Linked DNA regions of Homo sapiens: region 2 is linked to region 1. Evidence: chromatin contacts called from ENCODE Hi-C or POLR2A ChIA-PET data. All regions are on one chromosome and are shown on one strand. Each heading gives the region's core, a stretch centred on a gene start or an enhancer-like site at or near the end of the contact. The rest is flanking DNA. Distances are from core to core; before and after follow the strand shown. Region 1 overlaps ELK3 (ETS transcription factor ELK3). Region 2 has its middle 30 kb from the start of LINC02452.

Region 1 (4,972 bases), core at 2,251-4,750:
CTTGAGGTCAGGAGTTTGGGACCAGCCTGGCCAACATGGCAAAACTCCATCTCTACTAAAAATACAAAAATTAACTGTGTGTGGTGGTACACGCCTGTAGTCCTAGCTATTTGGGATGCTGAAGCAAGAGAATCACTTGGACCCAGGAGGTGGAAATTGCAGTGAGCAGAGATCACACCACTGCACTCCAGCCTGGGCAACAGAGTGAGACTCTGTCTCAAAAAAAAAAAAAAAAAAAGTTTTTATCAGGCCCTATCCCAGACCTACTGAGTCAGAAACTCTGGGAGTGGGGCCCTGCAATCTTTATTTTAACTCACCCTCTAGGAGATTATTTTGCATGCTAACTTTGAGAACCATTGGTCTACAGTAGTGACTGAGGACTGAAGAAACGAGCGGATGCACGTATCCCAACTCCCAGAGATCCTGATAACGTGTCGAATCACTGTAGACATGAACCATCATTTCCTGTTGGGAGTGTTGGGCTGGAAAAGGTATCTAAGACAAGGAATCCCAAAGAACCCCCAGCCAATAGTGCTCCATTGCTTTCCTAGGAGGTTGCCAAGGCCTGCACCAATCAGGTGGCAGAATTCCCAGTAAGGAGAGAAATGAGAGGCCACTTATTATTCACAAATACCTACTGAACTCTACAGAAGCTCTGTGTTAGATTCTAGGATTAGAGTAGTATAACAATCCCTACTGCCATGGAGTTTACTGTAACCAAACAATTTCTTTCTATTCTATTAATTTTAGAATTCTGCTGCTCTAATCTTAAGACTTTCAGGAAATGAGGTGTTTTTATCTCTCCACCAAAAGATTAGTATTCCTAATTTTAAACTTTCCTAATACAACATTTGCTCATTGCTTTTTGCTATTTCTAGTTTCTCTTTTCCTACCCAAGCTGAAATTGTTAAAAATCAACATGACTATAGCTCAAGTTGTTGTGATGGGAATAAGGGCTGTGAAAGAGATAGAAACCCAATTACTCCAAGGATATGGTCACTTCATGACACCCTACCCTAACTCCACTAGGAAACCAAAGAAGCAAGATGGCAATCAAAACCTCTTTAGCTCCACCCTTACAAAGAGACCCTGAATCCCAGCATGTACAGCTCCTGGCACAGAGGAGGTACTCAGCAGACATTAACCTTGACAAGCAAAATGACCAGCTCAGATGATCATGAAGACTTGCTATTAATACTGGCCTTTCTCAGACTTCTCTTTGTGAATTCATTTAGACAGTCAATTATTACTGAGCCTCACTTGTGTACCAAGCCATGTGCCAGATGCTGGGGACACCACAGTGAACAGGATTCCATTCTGGTCTCGAGGGCCCATAGTTTAGTGAGAAAGATTGCCAGATCAACAGGCAATCATAATACAAAGTGCCACGTGCTAGATGAAATGGTATCCAAAGAGCTGCAACTAACTTGGGGTAAGCCACACTGTGGGGCACAGGATACAGGCAGGGACGATGAGAAAAGCTAGAATTTGGGAAAGAGGGAGTTTGCACTGGGTCCACCTTTTCTTCAGTCCTGTCCCTAGGATTCTTTCCACCTGCACTCAACATATTCAAACAGTAACACCTTAATCAGTGAGTAATGATCTATGGGTCTCAAGGAGGAAATACTGATTTCTCCATGATAGCAAGTGACGGTCCTGCAAGATTCTGGTGTGTGAATGAATAATGAAGGTGCTCGCCTAGTATGGAGAGTTCTATAAGATAAAGCAGCTAAGTCTTCATTATTTTTTAACCAAATGCCCTGGATTCTCCTTTTTCATTACAGAACAAGGAGAACTTAATGATGATTCATAAAATGATGCAAGTAATTTTTCTATCCCAGGATGGGGAAATTGTTCACTATTTTTATTTTCACTTTATGTCAAACAAGTTGCTACATTAACTAGGAGGATTAATATTTTAAAGTCTTTTGTGGACTTTTATAAATAATAATATTTATTTTCATTTTATTTTAAATATAGATGGGGTCTTGCTGTGTTGCCCAGGCTGGTCTCAAACTCCTGGGCTCAAACAATCCTCCCACCCTCAACCTCCCAAAGTGCTGGGATTACAGGTGTGAGCCATCACACTGGCCTAAAGAATAATTCTTAAAGTTTTGCCTTTTCCTTAATAAATTTCCTGTTTTCATAGACAAATGAAAATATGCAAAACACTTTAAGAACTAATTGTTCCACGTATGGGTGTCTGGCATGAGTCTGCAATTTCTGCCTCAATGAAAATGTCTGCCTCTGAAGGGCGTGCAACCCCACTAACATGAACCCCCTCTGGACATTTAATATTTCAACTCAACATATGGCAAAACTCACCGTTACCTCTGCAGGATTTAGAGAAAAAACCATCCCTCAGAAGCTTAATGTTCAAAAGTTCATTTCCAAACGCTCACCTGGAACAGCGTGCTTGGCCCTTGCAGCCTGGCAGGACTCAGCGGAGCAACTGGACTAAGGCTGCTCCAGAAATGTATGCTGGAGAGCAGTGGACTCGGAGTCAGAAGCAATCCATTTGGTGTCTGGGAAGTAAAGCAAACAGACTTCTTCATATAGGTTCACCTGACTTGGGCCATGATCAACAGAGCAGCAGAGAGAGGTTAGGTAGGCTAGGCATGGGCCAGGAAACGACCTTACCATCTCAGGAAAACTGGCAACGTTAATTCTGAGGGGCTGTGAACAGTTTAATTTTAATTTTCTTTTCTTTTGGAGACAGTCTCGCTCTGTCACCCAGGCTGGAGTGCAATGGCGCGATCTTGGTTCACTATAACCTCCACTTCCTGGGTTTAAGCGATTCTCCTGCCTCAGCCTCCCAAGCAGCTGGGATTACAGGCACCCACCACCGACTAATTTTTGTATTTTTAGTAGAGAAGGGGTTTCATTACGTTGGCCAGGCTGGTCTCGAACTCCTGACCTCAAGTGATCTGCCCACCTCAGCCTCCCAAAGTGCTGGGATTACAGGCGTGAGCCACCATACCTGGCTGGCTAGTTTTCTTCAATGCTAATTTTATTAACACTTTTTTCATAAAGGAAAAAGGTATTGACACATTACCTTCCCTAAACATTCTGGTGGAAAATTCAAGTTTGTATCAACTTTCGTCCGAATGGTTTGTTAACTTGTTCCCCTTCCCAGATTAAACAAGGATTAGTATACAAACAAAATAGGATCCCATAAAGGGGCTTTAATTCTTCTTATCTATATTTTCCTGTGTTTCTACAGTGGACATCTATTACTTGGGTTACGAACACACGTTTTTAAATGGTCTCCATATCAACAGCTGTTAAGGCTTTGGGATTTGCTGTTAAAATACCCTGTAGCAGCCTCTTCAGAAGCTCTGAGCCGGGTTTTCCAGATTCCTTCCGGATGTGGAGTTGATGAGAATTCATTGCCCTGGCAATGGTTTGGGTGGGGGCAGGGAGGGCCCTTTCTTGTCAGATTGGGTATAAAGCCAAAACCCTGGGTTTCCCAGGGGAGTTCCAAGGACTGAATTTCTTGCACACACACAGCAGGAGTCCTGGCCTGCAAGCCAGCAGGAGGGCAGAAGAAACACCCGCCCAGCTGCTAAGTCTGCATGGCTTTTATTCTCAGTGGAGACAAACTCCCCGGCCCAGGGTGGTTTTGTACCTTTGGTGACTAGAAGGAGTCCCTCAGTGGTTTTGTGATGTCAATAAGGTGCTTTGTGTAAGAAGAACCACAGCAAAGGCGCCAGCCTTTCAGACTGCACCATGCTGGATGCTAAAGTGTTATTTTTTCCTAGAATTGGCCTCCGTAGCATCATTAATTACCAACAGCATTTGGCTTAAACCTAAATTGAAAGGTCTGCTCTGTTCAGCAGAATGGAGACAAACATCCAAAGTTCCTCAAACTGTGAAGCTGCTGAAATGTAAACACATTTATACCAAATTATTTGAGTCGTTGGTTCCATGGCATTTCCTACATACTGAATGACCTATGAGGTTACTAGAATAAATACATGTTTTGAATAAGCTTCCCATTTGTTCTAGTCCAAGGCAATTTCACAAGCATGCCAGGCCATCTGGCCTAACAGTTAAAACTTCACGGCTCAGCATGAGCTCTGCCAGGGTTCCAATCTCAGAACCACTACTTCCCAGCCAGGTAACCTCAGGCAAGCCACCTAACCTCTCTCTGTCTCAGTTGCCTCATCTGTAAAATGGGGAGAATAAAAATGCCCACGTTACAGGGTTGTTGGGAAGATTAAATAAGCTGATCTACTGCAAGCTCTTATAAGATATGTGCCTGGCATATAGAAATGCTCAACAAGTGCCAGAGGCAGTTATCTGGCTAGGTACTTCATACATGTTTTTGAATGAATAAATGGATTGGTAATTAATTGAAAGTATACATGACATACTTACTAAACGTACTTCATCTATGTGAGGGAGAAATTCTCAACTGTATACAGAGAAGGACTTAATCCTCTGAAACAGACCAACTCAACTGAGTCAGCCTGGACTTGGAGGCTACTGTCAGTTGTGTTAGGCTCAAGGCCACAAGCTCAGGTGTTCTGAAAACTAATATTTGCATGTTACTCTGGAGCAAGGTTCCAACCTCAATATGTCACATTAACATTTAATAACCAGTGTGTTCAAGGCCTCCTAGTTTATCCATCAATGAAGGCTCTCAAAGCTTTAAAGAGACAATCTTCTAAACCACAAAACACAGCTATCCTTCTCTCCTCCATGGCCATCATATGCCCATTCCTTTTTAATCCTCTAAGCAATGTACAAGGTCTAGAATTTCTATTTCTCTGGTCTAAAACGTATACCCATGTCTGGATTTGAGATGTTTGCACATTTGTTTCTTAGGAATACAGGATGTACTCAGACTACTGTAGCCTTCTTGTTTCTCATCTTTAATATGTCTGAAATGTCTTCTATAATATATGCAAATAAACACTGTAAAATGATTTCATTCCCTCCTCTCCCTTCTATCCCTGAAGTTCTCCCT
Region 2 (5,345 bases), core at 283-2,782, 120 kb after region 1:
CTAGAGGACTTCAAATATCGGGAAGAAAATTCATTTCAAATCACTTTCACTTTAAAAAAAAATAAAAACACCAGTGGCTAGCACAAGTGGATGGCACACAATAGGCAATAAATATTTGTTGTTGATAATGAATATTGTATTTTGTGGCTGTTGTGGGCAGGAACGAAGAAGAGAGCATCACTCTTCCTAAAAAATAATTTCTGCAGAGCTGGCAAAACAATCACAAAGGCTGGTCCCAACATGACTGCTACTTTGAATGTTTCTTACTGAGTGTCAATCTTTATATTAGGAGAGGTAAACTCTACCCTGAGAACAGAATTTCAGGGGATTTTTCCCCCCTTCCTAGACTCAGGAACTCTGTTTTTGTGTAGTAATTTAGGAATCAAGAGGGTGGAAATACAAGTGGTTTTGCAACCAGGCAAGAAGCACAAGGCTGGGCATGCAGTATACCTGCATACCCTGTGCAGCAATTTACACAGAAAGCTCTTCGGTGTCAATTTTCACCATTCAGAAGAGATCAATGATCCTGGGTGAAATTGCCAGTATGAGAGCAATTTTTCTAGTACCAAGAAATTTTAAGCCGGGTGTGGTGGCTCACATCTATAGCCACAGCTACTAGGCAGGGTGAGGTGGGAGAATCACTTGAGTATAGGAGTTCAAGGCTGCAGTGAGCTATGATTGCACCATTGCACTCAAGCTAGTCTCTGGAAAAAATTAAAAAAAGAAAGAAATTTTGCTGCTTAGGAATTTGTGGCTTTGCAGTATGCAATTTCTCCCTTTGCAACCAACTTTGCTTCCCCTTTCTTATTAGACATTTCAACTTTAATGAATTTACTTAGAAAATTACATTTTCAGAGCAACTGGAATTCCTCCTTCCAGGATGGAGTTCACCCTCCTTCCCTCCCACACTGGGAATTTTTCCTGAGACAGGTTTCCGCAAAAGTACTCTTGAGTCTTTTCGACGTGGCGACTGTTCACAAGGCACAATTGTTTGTCTTCAACTCGGAATTCATCTCCATTGAGTCAGGAACAAAATCAAGGCAACAGAGGCTTTAAAATTCAGACAGGAAGTTCTGCCCTTTTGACTTGGGAAACTGAAAGGAAGGTGAGGAGGAAGATGATAAAGAAAAATACCAGGGGGAGGTTGGATATGTGTGCCTCTTATACACATTCCACATTTTCCCAACATTTTTTTAAGGCAGAAGCAGTCTTCCTAAAGACTATTGATGAACAAACTCCAAGTGAGCCAGGAGACAGCCCACCACCACCATCCAGCAGGCTCCTTTGCATACATCCCTTTTGCACAGATATAACGAAGGCAAGCAGTTCCAAGAGAGAGGTGGGGGAAAGAAACCTTGAAAAGAGTTGTACCCTCCCAACAGAGATGTACTTTCAACACTCAAGTCTGCCCTTTCCCACTCTGGTCTCTCCCTCCCCATTTTCTTGCCTTTGTTCTTCCTTCCTGTTTGGTTACTCCTGCCTCTTGTCTGTCTCTGACTTGCTTTGACCTGTTCTCCCCTGCGGTCCTTGGTGCATCCTTCCTCTTTCTGCTCTGCCCTAGTTATCCCCCAATCAATTTCTCTTTATTTATTTATGTTACAGACGAAGTCTTGCTCTATCACCCAGGCTGTAGTCCGGTGGCATGATCATAGTGCACTGCAGCTTTGACTTCTGGGTTCAAGCGATCGTCCCATTTCAGTCACCATGCCCACCTAATTTTTCACTTTTTTTTTGTAGAGAGAAAGTCTCCCTATGTTGCCCAGGCTGGTCTCATACTTCTGGCCTCAAGCGATCCTCCCATTTTGGCTTCCCAAAGCACTGGAATTACAGGTGTGAGCCACCACACCCAGCCCAATTTCCTCTTTATTGAAACCACTTTTATCCCATTTCCTTAATTTCTACCATTTATTCTTAACAGGGTTTTGAGAAACAGCCCCTCCTCCCTGTGTGTAGTATCAGAGGCTGCTTTACAAATTGTACAGTAGGTCCAGGAGTTACACATCTCAGTGAATGCTCCACTGACAACTGGGACTAAACTAGGCTAAAACTAAATCCGTCAGCCTGTCCAGATTCCTCTTACTCCCGCTACGACTTCTTTGGTCCTCCTTTGCCTCATCTACTTGGTAGAGCCAGACTAGATCCCTCTCTCTTCTCCTTCCCCAAGGCCTATTGATTGATATTACTACAGTGTCTTTTTATTTTTTTAACTTGAATGTTTTTTGAAGTCAAAAGTCTCCCTATTTTGCCCAGGCTGGGCTTGAACGCACATCCTTCTGCCTCAGCCTCCCCAGTAGCTGGGACTACAGACGTGCACCACTGTGCCCGAACTGGAGTGTTTTGTTTTGTTTCTTTGTGTTTTTTTGAGATAGAGTCTCGCTCTGTTGCTCAGGCTGGAGTGCAGTGGCGTGATCTCAGCTCACTGCAACCTCTGCCTCCAGGCTTTAAGCAATTCTCCTGCCTCAGCCTCCTGAGTAGCTGGGATTACAGGTGCACACCACCACACACGGCTAATTTTTTTTATTTTTAGTAGGGATGGGGTTTCACCATGTTGGTCAGGCTGGTCTCGAACTCCTGAACCTGTAATCTGCCTACCTCAGCCTCCCAAAGTGCTGGGATTACAGGCGTGAGCCACTGTGACCGGCCTGCAGTGTTTTTTAAATGTTTTCCTTCCTCTCTCCTTCCATTGCCCTAGTTCAAGCCTTCATCATCCTCACCTGAACTGTTTATATACATTCTAATCCTGCTTTGGCACCTTCTGCTCCTCCCCTTTCCCATCAGATTTGGTTCTCTAAAACACAGATATGATCGCATCATTTCCCTTGCTTAAAAATCTTCAAGGTTCCTAGCTCCTAAGGGCAAGTCCACGTCCTACAACAAGACATTCAAGGCCTTTCACCACCTGGTTCAAATTTACTTTTCGAGCCCCATCTCCCATCATATGCTAGATCCTTGGCCACCATGCATTGAATAAAAAAAATGGTTTGGTTTGTCTTAATGTTTTGTCCCATGCTTGTAGTAGCTGGAGTTTATTGCCAGGGCCCCAAAATGAAAACACACTGGTTCTTGACCGGGTAAATGCAGAGGCATGGCTACCCTGAGTTGTCAATCTGGGTCCTACAAAGGATCCCAAATACTAACTGTGTGAGCTGTGGTCAGTCCTGTGGGTCACCTCACTTCTTCAGGCCTAGCTTTCCTCATTAATACCATGAGGCTTAGATGACTTCAGGATTACCCTCCAGCATTAAAGGAGGATGCATAAGATGTGCAAACTCACCAAGCCAGACTCCATGGGCTGTGGAACCTTGGTGCATTTCCCCGGTACTAACTGACCTCCCAGTTCTGTCTGTCCGGAGCTGTTATCTCATCCAGGGATGACCTCAGACCCTGGGAGAACTGACTCATACTGCCTAGACTCGGACAAGTCAGATTTGTTCCAGAAAGCTCTTTCATTAGTATGCAGTAGCAGGAAAACTTTCATATGCTTTCCAGAACACCTTTTCCCTAGATTAATGGTATATGCCTGTTCATATACTCTCTAGATCTTTTTTCCTCTGGGTAAGTCAAATGAGTTATCAAGATATTGTATGGACATACAGATTCAGAACACGAAGGCCTCATGATCCAGAGGCTATTGTTTCCAGGTTGTGATCAGGCCTGATGAATTCCTTTTGTTCTATGTGTCTGTTAGGAGGGCTCGATGGCAAGCAACAGAAAATAACTGGCTGCTTAAAGCAAGAAGGAGGATTCTTGTGAAGATTATGGGCAGCTCATGGAGGATTTCCCTAACCACCCTGTCTGGTGTGGCCTCCCCAGCTGGGCTCCATCACCTACCTTGCTGATTTCTTTCACAGCTCTTGTGTAGTCTGAAACTGCCTTGTTCACTTGTTTGTTATCAGTCTTCCTCCTTAGACTACATACTCCATGCAGGCAGGGACATTGTCATTCTTGCTCATTGCTTTATCACCAGACTTAGGACAGTGCCCAGCACACATGGTACGCTCAGAATTATTTGTGGGATGACTAAATGAGTAGAAAGGAAGAGCTGAAATGTTAAGCCCTGGAAATGATTGGAGATAAGCAAGAGCAGTGGCAGGAACTCCTGGACCATCTTTTTAGGCGTTGCCATGCCATGACTTAACTAACTGCACTTGTCCCTCTGTGTTTCTGCTCCAGGTTTACATGCCTAGAATAGAGAATTAGTTGGCCCAGATGAGCATCATGTGCCCACTCTAGAGGCCATGAGGTTGGAGTCTTGGGAGGGGCTGCAGAGCACAGCCTCACATGGAAGGTAGGCGGTAGATCAAAGAAATGGCTACCAGGCAGATGTCCACTGCCTTCCAGCATAGTGGTCACTTTTCTTAGATACCTGTCCGTTGGATATAGCAATTCTGCTCCCTAGATAAATCTCTGTAAAATGTGTCCATGGACTCAGTTTTCTTGTCTCCATGAGTTCCACCTAAATGGGACTCACCTACTTAAAAGGTCTCCCTATTTTGCCCAGGCTGGGCTTGAACTCACATCCTCCCACCTCAGCCTCCCCAGTAGCTGCTCAAAGAAGACAGGCATGCTCAGGGCCTGCTGACGTGATCCAAGCACTCCCTGCCTAGCATATCCCACTACATCTTTTAATACATTTGTTTCTTATTTTCTAGCTCATGAATAAAACATACGACTACTTTACATTTGAAAAAGGTATGTTTTCACTTAACCCAAATTCCTTGTTTTCTGTAAACCCACATTTGGATGACTTCATTGTGGCTGATGCTCTTCACTGTCTACCCAAGGGCCTCTTGGGGCTGCCACTCACTAAGCCCCAGGGATGAATCATAAGGGAAGCCTCTTACTCCTTTGCCCATGGTTAGATTAGAGGTAAGATGTAACCCAGCTCTGGGATATGAGAAATCATGGACAGTCTGCTGAGGGCTTCTGGAAGGACTTTCCTCCCCGATGAGAGAATCATATGGAGAGAAGGGGTTTTTGTAACTACCCCTTCCTCTTCCTTCATTCTTGATGGGGTTGCCTGCATGTGAGGATATGATATTTGGAGCTGTGGCAAATGTGAAGTAATAAACATGGGAACAAAAGCCAACATGCAGAGGATGGCTGAGGTGGAAGAATATAAAGATCTGGGTTTTTGGACTTAATTAAACTAAAAAGCTTCTGCACAACAAAAGAAATAATCAGCTGAGTAAACAGACAACCCATGGGGGAAAATCTTCACAATCTATACATCTGACAAAGGACTAATATCCAGAATCTACAAAGAACACAAACAAATCAGCAAGAAAAAAACAATCCCATCAAAATGTGCACTAAGGATGTAAATAGACAATTCTCAAAAGAAG

What was found. A loop is a pair of places that touch in the nucleus more often than their neighbours do. ChIA-PET counts read pairs that join two places held with the same protein, here RNA polymerase II (POLR2A).
Region 2: a loop to region 1 is called in a map of endothelial cell of umbilical vein, with 2.5 times the contacts of the local background. The contact joins two enhancer-like sites. A Hi-C loop is called at or near these places in 1 of 168 maps with a recorded cell type or tissue (endothelial cell of umbilical vein). POLR2A ChIA-PET finds 5 or more read pairs at or near these places in 1 of 52 experiments (activated CD8-positive, alpha-beta memory T cell).

Annotation. Positions count from the first base shown.
Region 1 is chr12:96,257,284-96,262,255 of GRCh38, reverse strand. It overlaps ELK3 (ETS transcription factor ELK3), which reads right to left. Exons shown (of 5, transcript NM_005230.4): 4 at 2,403-2,525. Among named protein-coding and RNA genes, the nearest start is that of ELK3, 65 kb to the right of the region's middle. Within about 2 kb of position 3,500, at least 11 of the 41 ENCODE cell types and tissues checked have a DNase peak (open chromatin) inside an H3K27ac peak, as active enhancers do; they include endothelial cell of umbilical vein, where a contact is called at or near this core.
Region 2 is chr12:96,139,743-96,145,087 of GRCh38, reverse strand. No RefSeq gene overlaps it. Among named protein-coding and RNA genes, the nearest start is that of LINC02452, 30 kb to the left of the region's middle. Within about 2 kb of position 1,532, at least 4 of the 41 ENCODE cell types and tissues checked have a DNase peak (open chromatin) inside an H3K27ac peak, as active enhancers do; they include endothelial cell of umbilical vein, where a contact is called at or near this core.